Linked DNA regions of Homo sapiens: region 1 is linked to region 2. A link is a contact called in ENCODE Hi-C or POLR2A ChIA-PET data. All regions are on one chromosome and are shown on one strand. Each heading gives the region's core, a stretch centred on a gene start or an enhancer-like site at or near the end of the contact. The rest is flanking DNA. Distances are from core to core; before and after follow the strand shown. Region 1 overlaps LOC105377999 (a long non-coding RNA gene). Region 2 overlaps LAMA2 (laminin subunit alpha 2).

Region 1 (5,349 bases), core at 2,330-4,829, 390 kb after region 2:
ATGCTGGTGATTTTTGCACATTGATTTTGTATCCTGAGATTTTGCTGAAGTTGGTTATCAGGTTAAGGAGTTTTTGGGCTGAGATGATGGGATTTTCTAAATATAGAATTATGCAAACAGAAAAAATTTGACTTCCTCTCTTCCTATTTGAATATCCTTTATTTCTTTCTCTTGCCTGATTGCACTGGCCAGAACTTCCAATACTATGTTGACCAGGAGTGGTGAGAGAGGGCCTCTTGGTCTTATACTGGTTTTCAAAGGGAATGCTTCCAGCTTTTGCCCATTTAATATGATATTGAGTGTGGGTTTGTCATAAATAGTTCTTATCATGTTCTATCAATACCTAGGTTATTGAGAGTTTTTAACATTAAGGAATATTGAATTTTGTCAAAGGCTTTTTTGCATCAATTGAGATAATCATGTGATTTTTGTCTTTGGCTCTGTTTTTGTGATGGATTATGTTTATTGATTTGCATATGTTGAACCAGCTTTGCATCCCAGGGATGAAGCTGACTTGATCATGGTAGCTAAGTTGGTGTTTTTGTTTTTTTTTTTTTTTTTTTTTTTTGAGACTGCATTTCACTCTTGTTGCCCAGTCTGGAGTGCAATGGCACAATCTCGGCTCACTGTAACCTCTGCCTCCCGGGTTCAAGCAATTCTCCTGCCTTGACCTCCTGAGTAGCTGGGATTACAGGCATTCGCCACCTCACCCAGCTAATTTTTGTATAATTAGTAGAAACAGGGTTTCACCATGTTGGTCAGGCTGCTCTTGAACTCCTGACCTCAGGTGATCCATATGGTGGCTATTTTTTGATGGGCTGATGGATTCAGTTTGCCAGTATTTTATTGAGGATTTTTGCATTGATGTTCATCAGGGATATTGGCCTGAAGTTTTCTTTTTTTGTTGTGCCACTGCCAGGTTTTGGTATCAGGATGATGCTGGCTTCATAAAACCAGTTAGGGAGAAATCCCTCCTTTTCAGTTGTTTAGAATAGCTTCAGATGGAATGGTACCAGCTCCTCTTTGTAGGTTTGGTAGAACTTGGCTGTGAATCTGTCTGGTCCTGGGCCTTTTTTGGTTGATAGGCTATTAATTATTGCCTCAATTTCAGAACTTGTTATTGGTCTGTTCAGGGATTTGACTTCTTCCTGGTTTAGTCTTGGGAGGGTGTATGTGTCCAGGAATTTATCCATTTCTTCTAGATTTTCTAGTTTATTTGTGTAGAGGTGTTTATAGTATTCTCTGGTGGTATTTTGTATTTCTACGGGGTCAGCGATGATATTCCCTTTATCATTTTTTATTGTGTCTATTTGATTCTTCTCTCTTTTCTTCTTAATTAGTGTAGCTAGCAGTCTATCTATTTTGTTAATTTTTTTTGAAAAACCAGCTCCTGGATTCATTTATTTTTTTGAAGGGTTTTTCGTATCTCTATCTCCTTCAAGTCTGCTCTCATCTTAATCATTTCTTTTCTTCTGCTAGCCTCTGGATTAGTTTGCTTTTGCTTCTATAGCTCTTTTAATTGTGATGTTAGGTTGTCGATTTTAGATCTTTCCTACTTTCTGATGTGGGCATTTCATGCTATAAACTTCCCTCTTAACACTGCTTTAGCTGTGTCCCACAGATTCTGGTACATTGTCTCTTTGTTCTCATTGGATTCAAAGAATTTCCTGGTTTCTGCCTTAATTTCATTATTTACCCAGGAGTCATTCAGGAGCAGGTTGTTCAATTTCCATGTAATTGTGTGGTTTTGAGTGAGTTTCTTAATCCTGAGTTCTGATTTGATTGCAGTGTAGTCTGAGAGACTGTTTGTTATGATTTCAGTTCTTTTGCATTTGCTGAGGAGTGGTTTACTTCCAAATATGTGATTGTTTTTAGAATAAGTGCCACGTGGCACTGAGAAGAATGTATATTCTGTTGATTTGGGGTGAAGAGTTCTGTAGATGTCTATTAGGTCCACTTGATCCAGAGCTGAGTTCAAGTCCTGAATATCCTTGTTAATTTACTGTCTTGTTGATCTGTCTGATATTGACAGTGGGGTGTTAAAGTCTACCACTGTTATTGTGTGGGAGTCTAAGTCTCTTTGTAGGTCTCTAAGAGCTTGTTTTATGAATCAGGGTGCTCCTGTATCAGGTGCATATATATTTAGGATAGTTAGCTCTTCTAGTTGAATTGATCCTTTCACCATTATGTAATGCCCTTTTTTGTCTTTTTTGATCTTTGTTGGTTTAAAGTCTGTTTTGTCAGAAAGTAGGATTGCAACCCCTGCTTTTTTTTTTTTTTTTTTTTTTTTTTTTTTGCTTTCCATTTGCTTGGTAAGTTTTCCTCCATGCCTTTATTTTGAGCCTATGTGTGTCTTTCTACATGAAATGGGTCTCCTGAATACAGCCCACTGATGGGTCTTGACTCTTTATCCAGCTTGCTTGTCATCATGATGCTATCTGGTTATTTTGCACATTAGTTGATGCAGTTTCTTTATGGTGTCATTGGACTTTATATTTTGGGTTGTTTTGCAGTGACAGGTACCAGTTTTTCCTTTCCAGTTTGCTCTTGCAAGGCAGGCCTGACGGTGAGAAAATCCCTCAGCATTTGCTTTCCTGGAAAGGATTTTATTTCTCCTTCACTTATGAAGCTTAGTTTTGACTGGATATGGAATTCTGGGTTGAAAATTCTTTTCTTTAAGAATGTTGAATATTGGCCCTCAATCTCTTCTGGTTTGTAGAGTTTCTGCTGCAAAGTCCGCTGTTAGTCTGATGGGCTTCCCTTTGTAGGTGACCTGGCCTTTCTCTCTGGCAGCCTTTAACATTTTTTCCCTTCATTTTGACCTTGGAGAATCTGATGATTATGTGTCTTGTGGTTAATCTTCTCTGGGAGTATCTTAGAGGTGTTCTCTGTATTTCCTGAATTTGCACATTGGCCTGTTTGCTAGGTTGGGGAATTTCTCCTGGATAATGTCCTGAAGTGTGTTTTCCAGCCTTTTTCCATTCTCCCAGTGTCCTTCAGGTACTCCAGTCAATTGTAGGTTCAGTCTTTTTACATAGTCCCATATTTCTCGGAGGCTTTGTTCATTCCTTTTCATTATTTTTTCTCTAATCTTGTCTGCATGCCTTATTTCAGCAAGATGGTCTTCAAACTTTGATATCTTTTCTTCCACTTGGTCGATTTGGCTATTGATACTTGTGTATGCTTCATGAAGTTCTCATGCTGTGTTTTTCAGCTCCATCAGGTCATTCATATTCCTCTCTAAACTGGTTATTCTAGTTAGCAGCTACTCTAATGTTTTATCAAGGTTCTTAACTTCTTTGCATTGGGTTAGAATATGCTCCTTTTGCTCAGTGGAGTTTTTTATTACCCATCTTCTGAAGTCTACTTCTGTCAATTCGTCCATCTCATCCTCTGGCCAGTTCTGCACCGTTGCTGGAGAGTCATCGTGATCATTTGTAGGAGAAGAGGCACTCTGACCTTTTGGGTTTTCAGTGTTTTTTTGTTGATTCTTTCTAATCTTCTTGATTTTGTCTAGTTTCAATCTTTGAAGCTGCTGATCTTTGGATGGGGTTTTTGTGGGGACTTTTTGTTGTTGATGTTGCCGTTGTTGTTGCTTTCTGTTTGTTTTTCCTTCAACGTTCAGTTCCTCTTCTGTAGGGCTGCTGCGGTTTGCTGGGGGTTCACTTCAGGCCCTATTCATCTGGTTCACTCTGGTGCCTGGATATGTCACTCAAGGAGGCTGGAGAGCGGCAAAGATGGGTGCCTGCTTTTTCTTCTGGGATCTCTGACCTCGAGGGGCACCAACAGCCTCCCTTGGCTGGGGTGTGGGGGCTCCCCTGCCCCACTGTGGCTCTCAGGCGGGCCACCTAACCACACTACTCTTCCTTCCCCTCCGTGGATCACTGGAGAGATTTATTGACTTTCTGAAGGTTATATAAGCAACTCAAGGCATGACCTAAGAATAAAATGCAAGCTAATAATTACCAAACCAATTTTTCATCCTCAAAAAGTAATTCAGTTTAATTTCTAGGTTAATTTAAAATTAATAAAAGATGTCAGATGAATAGCTCAGAAAGCTCCTACCTTCTTAATCTACAATCCAAACAATAACATGCTTTAAATAACATCATTTACAAATGAGCTAAAACTGTGTCATCTTCATGGCCATAACTCAGGACACTGGCTGAATTATATATGTCTAAGAAATTCAGTCAGATCAATTTATTGAGGCTTCTTAAAATGCCATGATGAATAGAAAACTTTGAGTGGGAGTTGGGAGGGGGCACCTAGACAGGCTATGTAAATCGAAATGATTAAATCGCTTTGGTCATGTTTCATTATTCTGTGGTCATTTTGCCACAGACTCTATTTCTAAATTTGCTTTCTGGTTTTCTTAACATATTATATAACTGGGAGGCAGCAGTTTGGAGGGGCACATTGGACAGGGAAACCAGGATTCATTCTTGGCTTTCCTACTAACTGAATGACTTGGGATCATTTCTTTAAACTTTCTGATCTGCAGTTACTTCATTTGTCATATAATGACTTATCTTGATGATAAGCAAATCCTACTATTAAAATATAGATATGACCCAGTTGAGTTGATGTGGTGGTTAAGATATTTGACTCTGGAGCCTGATTATAGATTCAAATCCCAGCTACTTACCACTTAATAATCACATAACTTTGGGAGATTTGCTTAACTTATCTGTATGTATCAGTCCCTTCATCTTCAAAACATGAATAATTATAGCAACTACCTCTGAGAGTTCATATGAGAACTCAGTAATACAGTTTTTGCCTGACATATGGTAGGTACCCACTAAATCTTAGCTGCCAATAGTATAACACTCCTTATAAGTGCAATAGAAATGTATTACATGAGATCCTTCAATTCATCTAATCTAGGAAACCTTGGGATTAATGTTTTTATTGAATCTATTTGAGCACTATTTAGCTCAGTATCTTCACTGGCAGCAATGACTTATTCTCATGATGAAATTTGCTTCATTTTCTAAATAAGTTTTTTATACTTAGAAAGGCCTTCATTTTATCTTTATCTTCCTGTTTCAAACCTGCTTTCAGAAAAACACTGAAAGAGTTGCTAATATTGTTATGATTATATTCGATTGGCTTTCAACATATGCTTCAAGTTTTATGAGATCCTAAAATTTGTACATTAGCTTTTTAAAAAATTATTTTGAATCACATCAGTCATTCTGTTAAATAAAAATTTTGACTATACGACCAAAGACAGTGTTGAAATTTGGCATTGTGTGGCTCTCTCTTGGTCTGCCAAGGGAGGTTAATTATCAGAAAAGCAGAAAATCCTCAGTGCAACATGATTCACCCTAAGGAGGTCCTTCA
Region 2 (5,360 bases), core at 1,852-4,351:
TGAATATGTAGCAGTAGTTCAGCCAAGCCAATACTATCCTGCAGTGAAAGACCTACATTTACTAATTATCCTCTTGGGGAAAACATTTAGATAAGCAATAAAGATTTCTTACCTTCTAAGTAAACAACAAAGCTTTCCTCAGTTTTTATTATTATTATTATTAGGTAGAGGATTAGGCTGTAGGATGAATTGATACAAAGCGTTCATGCAGAATGGCTACTGAGACGTTTAGAAACCATGATCGAGACAAATGAGGGATCATTTATTTGGACAAACTGAGAACTTTTACTAATCTAACAGCCAGATATTGTAGTCATGGTCTCTGAGGAGAAATGCAAACTGAATGCTCTCATTTGAATCTTAGAATGCTTTAGAATCCTGGTTTCACATGTCTTCTAGATTAGATGTTAGGCCCTTTGACAAACTTTAATCCTTTTCATTGCGGAAAGGACTTTTTAAAAGATTTAAACTTTAGCCGGGCGTGGTGGCTCACACCTGTAATCCCAGCACTTTGGGAGGCCAAGGCAGGTGGATCATGAGGTCAGGAGTTCGAGACCAGCCTGGCCAATATGGTGAAACCCCGTCTCTACTAAAAATGCAAAAACATTAGCCAGACATGGTGGTAGGCGCCTGTAATCACAGCTACTCTGGAGGCTGAGGCAGGAGAAATGCTTAAACCAGGGGGACAGAGGTTTCAGTGAGCCGAGATCGCACCACTGCACTCCAGCCTGGGCAACAGAGCAAGACTCCAACTCGGAAAAAACAAAACAAAACAAAAACATTTAAACTTTAAGGAATTTCAATAAGTAACTGCAGATTTGAGAAATTAGTTTACCGAAATCACTCAAAATGTGTTATTTTGTTGAGAAAGAATTCTGGAATTCCCAAATGCATTACACTATTGTACCACTATGCCACTATGTCCTTTTAACAGGTGCTTCTTCAAGAAGGGCATTTTATTATGCCAACTTCACAGCTGTTGACCATCAATCCAACCTTTATTTGATTAAGCTCAGTATATAGTACATCACTGGAAACCAGTCATTTAGTTAATTGGCCATATAAACGAACAGTTTTGCCATTCATTGTTAATTACAGGATAATATATGACATATTAGTGTGTAGTCACTGAACTCTGTGCCAAAACAGTAATACATTTGCTACCATAATGGCTCATTCGGCACTCTAAGGTTAAAATGCAATCTACTCTATAAGCAAGTGCCACATTAAACTGATTGACCAGAGATCGCAAGTGACCATGAGAACTTCACCCAGAAAAAATTTTTAATGCTTTATATGCCTATTCTATGGCATGATTTGTGTCACATACTAGACAAAGATGATTTGTTTTCATTGTTCTGAATGTATGTGAGATCTGTAATAACATCCTTTCATCACAGATGAGAAAATATTAACTAACCTGCCCAAAATCATGTACTACAAATAACAGGACCAGGTATTAAATGAGATGATATATTTGACTTAAATACCTCCATCTATGCACAGCCAATAGATTATTCTTACATTTTTGTGTGACCATAAAGGTTTATATTACTAAATGTTGATTATGATGTATGATTATTAATTTGGAGATATTTGCATTATCCCAACACTTTTCAGATTTTCAGACTATGCATGTCAGTCATCATTTCTTTTCCTAAAATCCTGGACAAAATGATAGCTTTAATACCGCCTCACAAAATAATTGGATTTTCACCAAACTGGGGGCCAAGCTTCTCAAGAAGCTCCTTCTCCCTTGTCCTCTGCCTCTCTTTACTCCTCCTCCCTCATTCTCTCTCCCTTCCACCCCTTCATCTGGAAAAATCTCCCTTTAGTCACTTTGGTATCTAATTTCTTGGCACTCCAGTGACCTCTGCCTCCTATATCTGCTTTGTCCTCTGATCCTTCTCCTGGCATCCGCCTTGGTGGCCAGCAGTTCTTACTGGACAAAAACATCAAACCCTAAGAGCCTGAAGTAGTTACTTAAGCAAATAGGACAAGCAACTGAACTGAGTTTTTCTTCTGGGAAAGCTTTCTTCACACAGGTACAGAAATAGGCTAAAGGTCAGGAAGTAGGGTGAGATATTTTAGGAGTCATTTGGGGTTTCCAGAATGAGATAAAGATTTTAACACTGAACCCTAAATATTTTCTTTCTTAACATCCAAAGTATGTTCAAACAGAAAAAAGATTAGATTCTATTTATTATGTAAATTACAAACATTAGGACACATTTCTCTTAATATCTTCTTCCACGTATGCAATCCAACTGATATGGTTTTAAAAAAAATCTTAAACCCACATTCCAAACAAATAAGAAATAGGGTATAAGTAATCAAGTAATTATGAAACTCTAAGAATCAGCCACTGAAACTGTAAAAAAAAAAAATAAAGCTGACCTATTACAATACTAAAGTAATACAAAGTTTAATGTACCTTTTTGCACATAGCAGGCCTCAGTAAAAAGCTGTTAAATAAATACTTTTTAAAAATGGAAAACACACCAGAATCATAATGGACATATTGGCAATGTCCTTCTCAATAAAAACTAAAGAAATGATCTAGATTTGATGTTCCTAAAAGGTAAAATAGGAGCAGGATTTAGCTGTAGTTTTCTAGCAATGCCCTTTTTAAGTAATACAGCCTCAGGGCAATCCCTTAATTAATATTTTCCGCTGTTTGAAGTAGGTATTTTTATCTCCATCTTATAAATGAATGAAATGGACCTGAGCATGATTAAATAACTTGCCCAAGGTCACACAGCTAGTAAGCTTCCACACTAGTACTTAATTCCAGTATGTTCCTCCTGAAAGCCCACACTCATTCTCCATCACCACCCTGTGAATTGGTTTAAAAAAAATAAGGGTCACTATGATGGTCCTTGTGGCAGAACCACACTACAGAGAGAGGCTACACCAGAAAGAGGAAGGCCTCTAGCTTTTTAAAATTCTAATCAAGAACAGAGATTTACTCTCCTTGGACAATCTTTAACAGAGGCTTATATCCTTCATTAAAACCTTAGAAGCCCTGTGATATCATGTTGCTAAGAAGAGGCTGCTTTCAGCTAAAGGGGAAAAAGAGTGTAGGGGAGGGGCTTCTCAGTGAGTCACACATACCCGGAAGTGAGTGGTTTTCTGAAATTCTCGTCTCAGGAAACCACCGACACTCTTAGCAAGGAAGCTGAACCTCCTGGGTTTTGCCAACACATTTTTCCATAGTTTGGTAAAGAAAGAAACCTCAAAAGTATGTCATTTCCCCCTATTTTCTCTTTGAAACTAAATTTTACCGGTCCCTTCTTCACCCCCTTAACAGTGACGTTTTTGAGCCACAGCGAAATCCATTTTTTGTCCCTTTCTCTTACTTTTGAATTATCTTACTTGTAAAGTGCCAATTCAGAGCATCTTTACCCTGGCTTATTGTTTTTTCCAGTTCTACATGTGGTTTTACTTCTTTATAAAGTCAAGTAAGAGGGTACTTTAGGACTGAGGTTTCCATCCAAGTACTCCGGTTTTCTCTCCAGATATGAAGTAAGTTTTCAGTAATCCATTCATGATCCCCAGGCTAGTGACTAATGCTTATGACTAATAGCACCATGATGACTGTTAAGACCGAAACTCAAAACTTGCTTCCGGAACAAAAGAGAAAATGCCTTTGGTCATTTTCATCAGAACTCTTTGTCTCCTTCTGATTCTTGGCCCAGGGATCCAAGGATTGTTGTAAATAAGTAGCATGAGGTTCTCAATTAGCAGTGTGTGAGTTCTCTCTCATAAGCAAATTAGGAAAATTAATGAAACAGCCACTAAGGAAAATCATTGCAAGGAACAATTAGCAGGGTGTCCTTGCCTGCCTCTTCTATTCAAAAGCCATCAGCTACATTCTTTATAAAAGGTGCTTTAAGTGTTTGCTGTTGATTCCTGCAATCTAAGCTCTCAGGAGCATGGTTTGTTCCCTAGCAAGAAGATAATAGCCAGCACAACCCAAGGAAGACCCCATGCTTTGCTAAACCTGCCAACCCTTATACGGTTAGACATTACTGCACACTGCAGAAGCCTCAGTTCTCACAGGCTCATGTGTTGGGCTGCACAGCGCTGTTGTCAGCTCTACAAGAGGCTAATGTTGCAGTGCGCCATGACCTGGTTTCAGTAAACTTTCAGGAAGAGTGAACGAGGGAGTCATGGAACGAGATCCTGAGAACAGCGTTTGCTTAGTGTAGAATTCCTAAGCATCCAATTTTGGCTCCCTTAAAAGCTATGGTTGAGAGGGGTGAAGGGTGGCAGGAAAGAATTTGATTTCCAACTGTATTGAATCAGATGTGACTTATACTTGTTTATTTTTAATATTTTATCAGCATCTTTACAGTTCAAGTGGATGAAAACAGAAGATACATGCAAAACCTGACAGTTGAACAGCCTATCGAAGTTAAAAAGCTTTTCGTTGGGGGTGCTCCACCTGAATTTCAACCTTCCCCACTCAGAAATATTCCTCCTTTTGAAGGCTGCATATGGAATCTTGTTATTAACTCTGTGTAAGTGGATCTCCTCATTACTACTACTAATTTTTTATTTTTATTTCTTGCTATTAGGGGTCCCAATGCATCTACATTGTCTACAGCTATGCAGGGGAGGAGGGAAACAATGAGGATCTTCAACTTAGACTGAGAAAAGCACACTAATGGACTTAAAAAGGCATGCGGGGATTGGGCTTAATTGTAAGGAAGCAAAAAAACGAAAATAAAAAAATCTTATTTATTACATTCTATTAGCCCCATGGACTTTGCAAGGCCTGTGTCCTTCAAAAATGCTGACATTGGTCGCTGTGCCCATCAGAAACTCCGTGAAGATGAAGATGGAGCAGCTCCAGCTGAAATAGTTATCCAGCCTGAGCCAGTTCCCACCCCAGCCTTTCCTACGCCCACCCCAGTTCTGACACATGTAAGTGTTTATATTATCCCCATTGCTTTCTAATTTTTACCCAGTATTCTGAGTCATTTCAGAAGGAAGATTATTCAGGATATCTAGTACACTCTGATATTAGAATTGAAAGAAATATAACCTATCTAAACCTATTCTTACATCTTCATTGAATGACTTACCTATATTTCCATCTTCAATTTTGTTTACAAAACAGTACATTTTCAGTTGAAATGTTGGAAAACACAGAAATATCCAGAATCATGAATAAAAGACACTTATAATACCATGACAGAGGCAACCATGTTGGTTTCCAGGCCCTTTTATCTGCATAGTAGATGTCCTACCTTGTATACAATTTGGTGTCCTGTTTTTAGAAACTAGTAATACACCACTAAAACTGTTTCTAGGCCAGGCGCGGTGGCTCACGCCTGTAATCCTAGCACTTTGGG

Evidence for each region. A loop is a pair of places that touch in the nucleus more often than their neighbours do. ChIA-PET counts read pairs that join two places held with the same protein, here RNA polymerase II (POLR2A). Pooled maps may share reads with other maps.
Region 1: a loop to region 2 is called in a map of GM12878, with 2.5 times the contacts of the local background. The contact joins two enhancer-like sites. A Hi-C loop is called at or near these places in 4 of 168 maps with a recorded cell type or tissue (A673, GM12878, HepG2 and 1 more), 18 of 37 single-sample maps with no recorded cell type and 10 of 50 pooled maps. POLR2A ChIA-PET finds 5 or more read pairs at or near these places in 1 of 52 experiments (activated T-cell).

Annotation. Positions count from the first base shown.
Region 1 is chr6:129,879,097-129,884,445 of GRCh38, forward strand. All of the region lies in intron 3 of LOC105377999 (a long non-coding RNA gene), which reads left to right. Among named protein-coding and RNA genes, the nearest start is that of TMEM244, 20 kb to the left of the region's middle. RefSeq lists enhancers at 3,402-3,631, 3,682-3,731. Within about 2 kb of position 3,580, at least 2 of the 41 ENCODE cell types and tissues checked have a DNase peak (open chromatin) inside an H3K27ac peak, as active enhancers do; they include GM12878, where a contact is called at or near this core.
Region 2 is chr6:129,487,555-129,492,914 of GRCh38, forward strand. It overlaps LAMA2 (laminin subunit alpha 2), which reads left to right. Exons shown (of 65, transcript NM_000426.4): 57 at 4,347-4,523; 58 at 4,761-4,929. LOC102723409 (a long non-coding RNA gene) reads right to left here. Exons shown (of 8, transcript XR_001743860.2): 8 at 4,928-5,360. Among named protein-coding and RNA genes, the nearest start is that of ARHGAP18, 220 kb to the right of the region's middle. RefSeq lists an enhancer at 3,018-4,217. Within about 2 kb of position 3,102, at least 21 of the 41 ENCODE cell types and tissues checked have a DNase peak (open chromatin) inside an H3K27ac peak, as active enhancers do; they include GM12878, where a contact is called at or near this core.